Regions from separate parts of the Homo sapiens genome. Here region 2 is linked to region 1. The links are chromatin contacts, found by Hi-C or POLR2A ChIA-PET in ENCODE. All regions are on one chromosome and are shown on one strand. Each heading gives the region's core, a stretch centred on a gene start or an enhancer-like site at or near the end of the contact. The rest is flanking DNA. Distances are from core to core; before and after follow the strand shown. Region 1 overlaps AMN1 (antagonist of mitotic exit network 1 homolog). Region 2 has its middle 41 kb from the start of H3-5.

Region 1 (4,205 bases), core at 1,191-3,690:
GTACTTTGGGAGGCTGAGGTGGGCAGATCACCTGAGGTCAGGAGTTCGAGACTAGGCTGGCCAAAATGGTGAAACCCTGTCTCTACTAAAAATACAAAAAATTAGCCGGGTGTGGTGGCACCCGCTTGTGATCCCAACTCAGGAGGCTGAGACAGGAGAATCGCTTGCACCCGGGAGGTGGAGGTTGCAGTGAACCAAGATCGCACCACTACACTCCAGGCGGCAACAAAGAGTGAAACTCCATCTCAAAAAAAAAAAAAAGATTTAGTAAGTTTAAAAATTATTTTCATGCTGTTGTAACATCTATAAAACTATAATTTTCTTTTCTTTTCTTTTCTTTTGAGATGGAGTTTTGCTCTTTGTTGCCCAGGCTGGAGTGTAGTGGTGTGATCTTGGCTCACTGCAACCTCCGCCTCCCGGGTTCAAGCAATTCTCCTGTCTCAGCCTCCCAAATACCTGGGATTATAGGCACCCGTCACCACGCCCGACTCATTTCTGTATTTTTAGTAGAGACGGGGTTTCACCATGTTGGCCAAGCTGGTCTCAAACTCCTGACCTCAGGTGATCCGCCTGCCTCGGCCCCCCCACAGGGCTGGGATTACAGGCGTGAGCCACCATACACAGCCAAAACCATAATTTTCATATTTCTAATAGCAGCTTAGTTTTTATCTCTTCTGCAGAAACCAACTCAGAGTACTTCTAACAGTTTCAAGTCCTAATTCATAATGTGAAGTTATGTTTTATTCTAACTAAGGTTAAGAAATTTTATAAATACTTAGAAACATAGTCGAGAAAATAGGTTAATTCAGGAGATCTGATGGGAAATTACAGTGAGCAGTGCTAATCTGGGAGTCAGGTTGCTTTGAGGGTAACAATATTATAATTGCACATGCATATGCAAGTATAGTAAATACTTTCTATATAATATAAATTTTATGGTCTTAAATACTCATATGTGAGCAACCATATGAATATATAAGAGGAATCATGTTATATAAGGTGTCACGAAAGAAGAAAGGCCTTCCATGTATCAAACAAAAAACCCCCACAAACACAACCAGCATTTATCTTCCTTGGAAAAAGAAGAAATTAAAAATCAAATATAAGGTGAACATGTTAGCCCACTTTACTTCCATTCAATGATGTTAGCAAAAATATATCATTATAGAAGATTTAGGGGTACTGATGGTTAAGTGGGAAGAGTAGAAGTGATCTGGGTAGTTAAAATTTCTTCAGCTTTTTTCTCTTTAGTTTATTAATAAAAGCCATTTTATATGAACTATTTAAAAAATTTATTTTTTTTGATGTGATGACTCAAGGTAGAATATATTGTATGAACTCTTGCATTATTATTTTTATTTATTTTTTTTGAGACGAAGTTTCGCTCTTGTTGCTCAGGCTGGAGTATAGTGGCATGACCTTGGCTCACTGCAACCTCTGCCTCCTGCGTTCAAGCAATTCTCCTGCCTTAGCCTCCTGAGTAGCTGGAATTACAGGCATACATCATCATGCCTGGCTAATTTTTGTATTTTTAGTAGAGACAGGGTTTCACCATGTTGGTCAGGCTGGTCTCATAGTCCTGACCTCAGGTGATCCACCTGCCTCGGCCTCCCAAAGTTCTGGGATTACAGGCGTGAGCCACCATGCCCGGCCTCTTGCATTATTATTAATATTAGATCTCTCAATGTTATGATAATTGGCCATTATGCACAAGGCAAAGTCGAGATCCATAAGAGTTAAGTGATTTATTCGATGTTCTGGAGAGATGGCGTGGATGGGATCAGCGTTCGTTTTACTGTATCTTAAGATTTTAGTTTTAGTCTTAGCACTATTATTATTTTATTAGACAGCAAGTCTCAGTTAATGTTGTGCAGGCTGATTTCAAACCCCTGGGGCCTCAAGCGATCCTCCCACCTCAGCCTCCCGAGTAGCTGGGACTATAGGTGTGCACCACCATGCCCAGCTAATTAAAACAATTTTTTATAGAAGCAGGGTTTCTCTATGTTGCCCAGGCTGGTGTCAAACTCCTGCATTCAAGCGATCCACCCACCTTGGCCTCCCAAAGTGCTGGGATTACAGGCATGAGCCACCGCACCCTGACACAAATAACATTTCAATATCTCACTTTCCTATTCTGTGAAATCAGGGATCAGAAAAATAACATTTTAAAATGTGATGGAGTTGGCTAGGGTAATCAAAAAAGTGTTCTGTGCTAGAAATTTGGAAATGCTTGGACAAACGAAGTTAAACAGTTTCTTAGCTATAGTATTTCTCAGAGCCTTTGACAAATTAACATTCATAATAGTGGCATGTTGCCCTTCACAAACTTTTTGGACATATAAACACTTTTTGTTTTATGTTATGGCACACCATGTAACTGCAGTGAATCTGAAGGATTTCAGGGCAGAACAAAGAAAAAGATGTGACCACAAGGTGGCAGTGGGACACAACAAGCTCTCTTTGGACAGCGCTTTGACAGGTTTGTATGCCGGGAAGTCCCTCACAGCATGAGACCTTCCAAAGGCAGCGACAGTGTAGGGCGGCCACTACTCAGAAGGGGGAGGGTAAGAGAATTCCTGGAGGACTAGAGAGAGGGTGTATGTGTCATGACGTTGTTTAGCAGCAAGATCGGCGGGGCGGGTGGGGGGGTGTCTCTGGGTTACAGAGCTCCAAAGGGCAGCAGTGATTTGGGGTCTTTTATAGCCTGGGGTTTTTATCTATGGATAGTAGACGTTGAGTGTAGTTTGCAGGGTATGTAAAGCAGGTGGGCTCTAGATAGATGGCTAATAATTTGGTTATTTAGGCTATACTTAAACAATTGGATGTGTAAACATTTGATTTGGTGATGATGGGCTTTTGAGCTAACAGTCCTGGTTGCTGTGAAGAAGTAAACAACACAGGGCCCCAAAGGTCATTTTTAGATCATGTAACGGTAACACCTAGTCCAGCATTTACCAACTGTGATCTTCCAGATCAAAAATATTTTTATTCCAAATATTTTGAACTCCTGCCATTTCAATGTCTACTTCCACTACTTCTGGCAGCCACACAAAAATATAAGAAGTGATTTGAAAGGGGTATGCTATTCTTTTTTTTTTTTTTTTTGAGACAGTGTCTCACCTTGTCACTCAGGCTGGAGTGCAGTGGCACAATCTTGGCTAATTGCAACCTCTGCCCCCCAGGCTCAAGTGATCCTCATGCGTCAGCCATCAGAGTAGCTGGGATTACAGGCGTGCGCCACCATGCCCAGCTAATTTTTGTATTTTTAGTAGAGAGGGGGTTTCACCATATTGGCCAGGCTGGTCTCAAACTCCTAATCTCAAGTGATCTGCCTGCCTTGGCCTCCCAAAGTGCAGGACTACAGGCGTGAGCTACCACACCTGGCCAGAAAATGATATGCTATTCTTGCTGCAAATGTTGAAGTTGACTGATAATTTTTCTTTACCATAAAGCAGTGGTTCCCAAAGTGTAGTCTGCATATTCTGTAGTCTGAGACCCTTTCAGGGTTGTGAACTGAACTAGTTACTTTTCTCATGGAACACCATTTTTACTTTTTAAAAGAATGATTGATATGGTTTGACTGTGTCGCCACCCAAATCTCATCTTGAATTGTAGCTCCCACAATTCCCATGTGTCGTGAGAGGGACCCGGTGGGAGGTAATTGAATCATGGGGGCAAGTCTTTCCTGTGCTGTTCTTATGATAGTAAATAAGTCTCATGAGATCTGATGGTTTTAAAAGGGGAAACCCCTTCTCTTGGCTCTCATTCTCTCTTGCCTGCCACCCTGTAAGACGTGCCTTTCGCCTTCAGCCATGATTGTGAGGCTTCCCCAGCCACGTGGAACTGTGAGTCCATTAAACCTCTTTTTCTTTATAAGTTACCCAGTCTTGGGTATGTCTGTATCAGCAGTGTGAAAACGGACTAATACAATGACTACAGTGTAAGGTTATTCTTATTTGAGTACTTGGCAGACTATTTCATGAAAATAGAAGAAATGAGGCTGTCATTTCAAAGAAAACAAATGACAGAATTTGTTGTCAGTGATAAAGCTTTAGCTTTCAAGTGAATTTTGGAAGCCTCGTAGCTGCCACTGTGATCTTGAAAGCTATCCAGGACCTTTCTAATGACATCAGTTATTATGTTAACAACTGATTTTTGTTTTGGATAATAAAATGTGTCAATATTTAAAAGATCTATATAACTCA
Region 2 (4,205 bases), core at 763-3,262, 150 kb after region 1:
AAAGACATGAATAGACAATTCTCAAAAGAAATATACAAATGGCCAACAAACATATGAAAAAATGCTCAACATCACTAATTATCAGGGAAATGCAAATTAAAACCACAATAAGATACCAGCTTATTCCTGCAAGAATGCCCATAATTAAAAATCAAAAACTAATAGATGCTGGCATGGATGTGGTGAAAAGGGAACACTTCTACACTGCTGACGGGAGTGTAAAGTAGTACAACCACTATGGAAAACAGTATGGCGATTCCTTAACGAATTAAAAGTAGAACTACCATTCCATCTAGCAATCCCACTACTGGGTATCTACCCAAAGGAAAAGAAGTCATTATATGAAAAAGACACCTGCATGTGCATGGTTACAGCAGCACAATTCACAATTGCAAAGATATGGAACCAACCTAAGTGCCCATCAACCAACGACTGGATAAAGAAAATGTGGTATATATGCACCTTGGAATACTACTCAACCATAAAAAGGAATGAAATAATGGCATTTGCAGCAACTGGATGGAGTGGGAGGCCCTAAGTGAAGTAACTTAGGAATGGAAAACCAAATATTGTGTGTTCTCACTTACAAATGGGAGCTAAGCTATGAAGAAGCAAAAGTACGAGAATGATAAAATGGACATTGGACTTTAGGGACTCAGGGGAAAAGGTGGGAGGGGACTGAGGGATGAAAGACTACACATTGGGCACAGTGTACACTGCTCAGGTGATAGTTGCACTGATATCTCAGAAATCACCATTAAAGAACTTATCCATGTAACCAAAAACCACCTGTTCCCCCAAAAGCTATTGAAATAAAAGAAAAAAAGAAGAAGTGGCTGGGCATGGTGGCTCATGCCTATAATCCTAGCACTTTGGGAGGCCAAGGCAGGCAGATCACTTAAGGCCAAGAGTCTGAGACCAGCCCAGCCAACATGGGGAAACCCGTCTCTACTAAAAAAAAAAAAAAAAATTAGCAGGGTATGGTGGCGCATGCCTGTAATCCCAGCTAGTTGGGAGGCTGAGGCACGAGAATCGCTTAATCCTGGGAGGCAGAGGTTGCAGTGAGCCAATAACTTGCTGCTGCACTCTTACCTGGGCAACAGAGTGAGATTCTGTCTCAAAAAAAAAAGAAGTGAATGGCATCAATCGTGAAAGGTATCACATAAATATGAAAGGTTACACAACTCTTTTAACCTATTTGCCTAGAAAAGAGTGGTAAGTAGGGCTTATTGAGTTGTTTTATTTTATTTTACTTTTTATTATTCATTTGTGTATTAATTTATTCTTTGGTGACAGAGTCTCATTCTGTTGCCAAGGCTGCAGTGCAGTGACATGATCTGGCCTCCTAGGATCAAACAATTCTTATGCCTCAGCTTCCCAAGTAGCTGGGATTACAGGCGTGTGCCACCACGCTCGGCTAATTCTTTTTGTATTTTTAATAGAGATAGGGTTTCACCATGTCGACCAAACTGGTCTGAAACCCCTGACGTCAAGTGATCCGCCCATCTCTGCCTCCCAAAGTGCTGGGATTATAGGCATCAGCCACCACGTTCAGCTAATTTTTACATTTTTAGTAGAGAGGGGGTTTCACCGTGTTGGTCAGGCTTGTCTCGAATTCCTGGCCTCAAGTGATCCGCTGGCCTCAGCCTCCCGAAGTGCTGGGATTACAGGCATAATTTACCGTGCTCAGCCATTGTCATTTATTTTGAATTTGGGAGAAGATATCACACCCATTTCTATGTTCTGGAGCAGGAAGTCTATCTTCTGGAGCAGCATTGCAGTCTAAATCACTCCTTAGTTCAGCTACATCCGAGTTCTTATCCCAGGACCAAGAAGAATAAGGAACACAGACACCACAGAGTAAGTAGAGTAGGATTTATTAAGCAAAAGGAAAGCTCTCAGCAAAGAGAGGTGCCCTGAAAGCAAGTTTTCAGAAATGGGGCTGAGTTCTGGGTCTTTTATGTGGAAGAGGAAGGAAGGAAGTCTTCTGTGGGTTCTGCCCAAAATGGGAGGGGTAAAGTTCCCTCCTAAGGGTGTTGCATCTGCACATGCCTGGGATTGGCCAGAGTGACTCCATCTTGGTTGTTACCCACGAGTGCCTAAGTGAAACCCACCAAGGGGCTAAAACCACAAAAATGTCATGTTAATGACACTATGATGAGCTGGGCCAAGGACACTTAGGTTGATTTATTCCGCCTGTGCCTAAGTTAGGACAGTCCCTTCTGAGCAACATCCTGGCATAAGGGGAAGTTCTTAACCACATTTCTTCCCATTAGCTGCAGAGGCGGTGTAGGTACGGTCCTGCTAGCGTTCTTGTGAACACTGCCCTTCTCCAGAGACCCTCCCTCTCTATCTGCCTAACCAGCCTCTAACTGCCTTCTCTCTCAGCAGGAAGTCTATCTTCTATCTTGGGATGACTTGAAAGATAACCCAATAGGAGCCCAGAACCTAGGCATCCAAGAATAAGAGAAACGAACATGTGTCAGATGGAGAAAACAGAAACTATGGACATCAAAAGGCTAAATTAGGGCCAGATATCAAGGTCACACTGGTGCTTTTAGGAAAGTGAAGTGTAAACAGCTGAGAGTAGAACTACAATGTAGATGAGGAAGCAAAAATGCTTAGTATAGGGAAAGCGCAGAGGCAGAAAGGAAAATAGAACCCACAAGAATTGTATTTTTTCTTCTTCCTTCTTCTTTCCTATTTCTCAATAAATACTTACAGAATACCTATAAGGCTTCATTAAGTATGTAAGCACTAAGAATATTTAATATGTGTCATGAAGAGTGATCTTCAAGTAAACATGACTCACATGCATCTGGTGATCTTCCTAACCTGTGTAAAACCCTTCCATTTGTTGAATTTGGCACCAAAGGCTCTTAAAGGCCATTTGTTGGGAATGTGTGGATAATAGGCTGACTTACATCTGTACTGGAAAAACTCTATCTTTGCCTTTGGAGAATTATGGACGTTTGGTTTTTTACCTTTAGCGGATAGAAGGGCAGCAAGATTTGTCATGTGCTGTTTAAAATCTGAATCTGGGCCAAGCGCAGTCACTCACACCTGTAATCGCAGCACTTTGGGAGGCCGAGGCAGGTAGATCACCTGCCAGGCCTCTGTCCAGGTCAGGAATTTGAGACCAGCCTGGCCAACATGGTGAAACCCTGTCTCCACTAAAAATACAAAACCTAGCCAGGCGTTGTGGTGCACGCTTGTAATCCTAGTTACTCGGGAGGCTGAGGCAGGAGAATCGCTTGAATCCAGGAGGCGAAGGTTGCAGTGAGCTGAGATGGCACCACTGCACTCCGGCCTGGGTGATAGAGTGAGACACCATCTCAAAAAAAATAAATAAATAAAATAAATAAAAATAAAAACTGAATCTGGGAAACCCCAGGGTCAATTTCTTTACTGATGGTTTTAACAAGTTAGATCACCTGACTTGATTATGTGGCCAAAGGGACAGAAAACCCAGCTGGAAACTTCTGCTTTACCGCTGTGCGTGCGCGCACATGTGTGTGTGTGTGTGTGTGTGTGTGTGTGTTTTCTCTTTTCCCCCTACACTACACAGAAGTAAGTTAGCCTCTCCTGAAGCCAAGTTTCCTTGCACTTGATAGGTCAATCTGGTGATGAAGTCGCATCCCACCATAACGACCCTGGGGAATTTGTGTTTATTGTTGTTTTAAGCTACTATGTTATTGGCTAATTTATTTTTTTTATTTTTATTTATTTATTTATTTATTTGAGACAGAGTCTCTCTCTGTCACCAAGCCAGAGTTTAGTGGTGCAATCTCAGCTCACTGCAATATCCACCTCCCGGGTTCAAACGATTCTCCTGCCTCAGCCTCCCAAGTAGTTGGGATTACAGGCGCATGCCCAGCTAATTTTTGTATTTTTAGTAGAGATAGAGTTTTATCATGTTGACCAGGATGGTCTTGATCTCCTGACCTCGTGATCTGCCCACCTCGGCCTCTCAAAGTGCTGGGATTACAGGTGGGAGCCACTGTGCCTGGCTGTTCTGGGCTAATTTTCTATGCAGCAATAGATAGATAGCTAATTAATCAAGGTATGAATCTGGGTATCTGGATGAAATAAGGCTGAATAGTACCTTTATTTTGTGTTTCAGAGAGTTTGTACAGCCCCTCACCCCTGCACCCTACACAACATAAAAGTTTTGGGATGGGTGAGAAGTCTGCCTTATTTTGTAT

The links. A loop is a pair of places that touch in the nucleus more often than their neighbours do. ChIA-PET counts read pairs that join two places held with the same protein, here RNA polymerase II (POLR2A). Pooled maps may share reads with other maps.
Region 2: a loop to region 1 is called in a map of B cell, with 2.6 times the contacts of the local background. The contact joins two enhancer-like sites. A Hi-C loop is called at or near these places in 3 of 168 maps with a recorded cell type or tissue (B cell, CD14-positive monocyte and GM12878) and 5 of 50 pooled maps. POLR2A ChIA-PET finds 5 or more read pairs at or near these places in 4 of 52 experiments (OCI-LY7, activated B cell, activated CD8-positive, alpha-beta T cell and 1 more).

Annotation. Positions count from the first base shown.
Region 1 is chr12:31,679,876-31,684,080 of GRCh38, forward strand. The region is part of intron 6 of AMN1 (antagonist of mitotic exit network 1 homolog); the gene reads right to left. Among named protein-coding and RNA genes, the nearest start is that of ETFBKMT, 22 kb to the left of the region's middle. RefSeq lists a silencer at 2,572-2,661. Within about 2 kb of position 2,441, at least 4 of the 41 ENCODE cell types and tissues checked have a DNase peak (open chromatin) inside an H3K27ac peak, as active enhancers do; they include B cell and OCI-LY7, where a contact is called at or near this core.
Region 2 is chr12:31,830,844-31,835,048 of GRCh38, forward strand. No RefSeq gene overlaps it. Among named protein-coding and RNA genes, the nearest start is that of H3-5, 41 kb to the left of the region's middle. Within about 2 kb of position 2,013, at least 8 of the 41 ENCODE cell types and tissues checked have a DNase peak (open chromatin) inside an H3K27ac peak, as active enhancers do; they include B cell and OCI-LY7, where a contact is called at or near this core.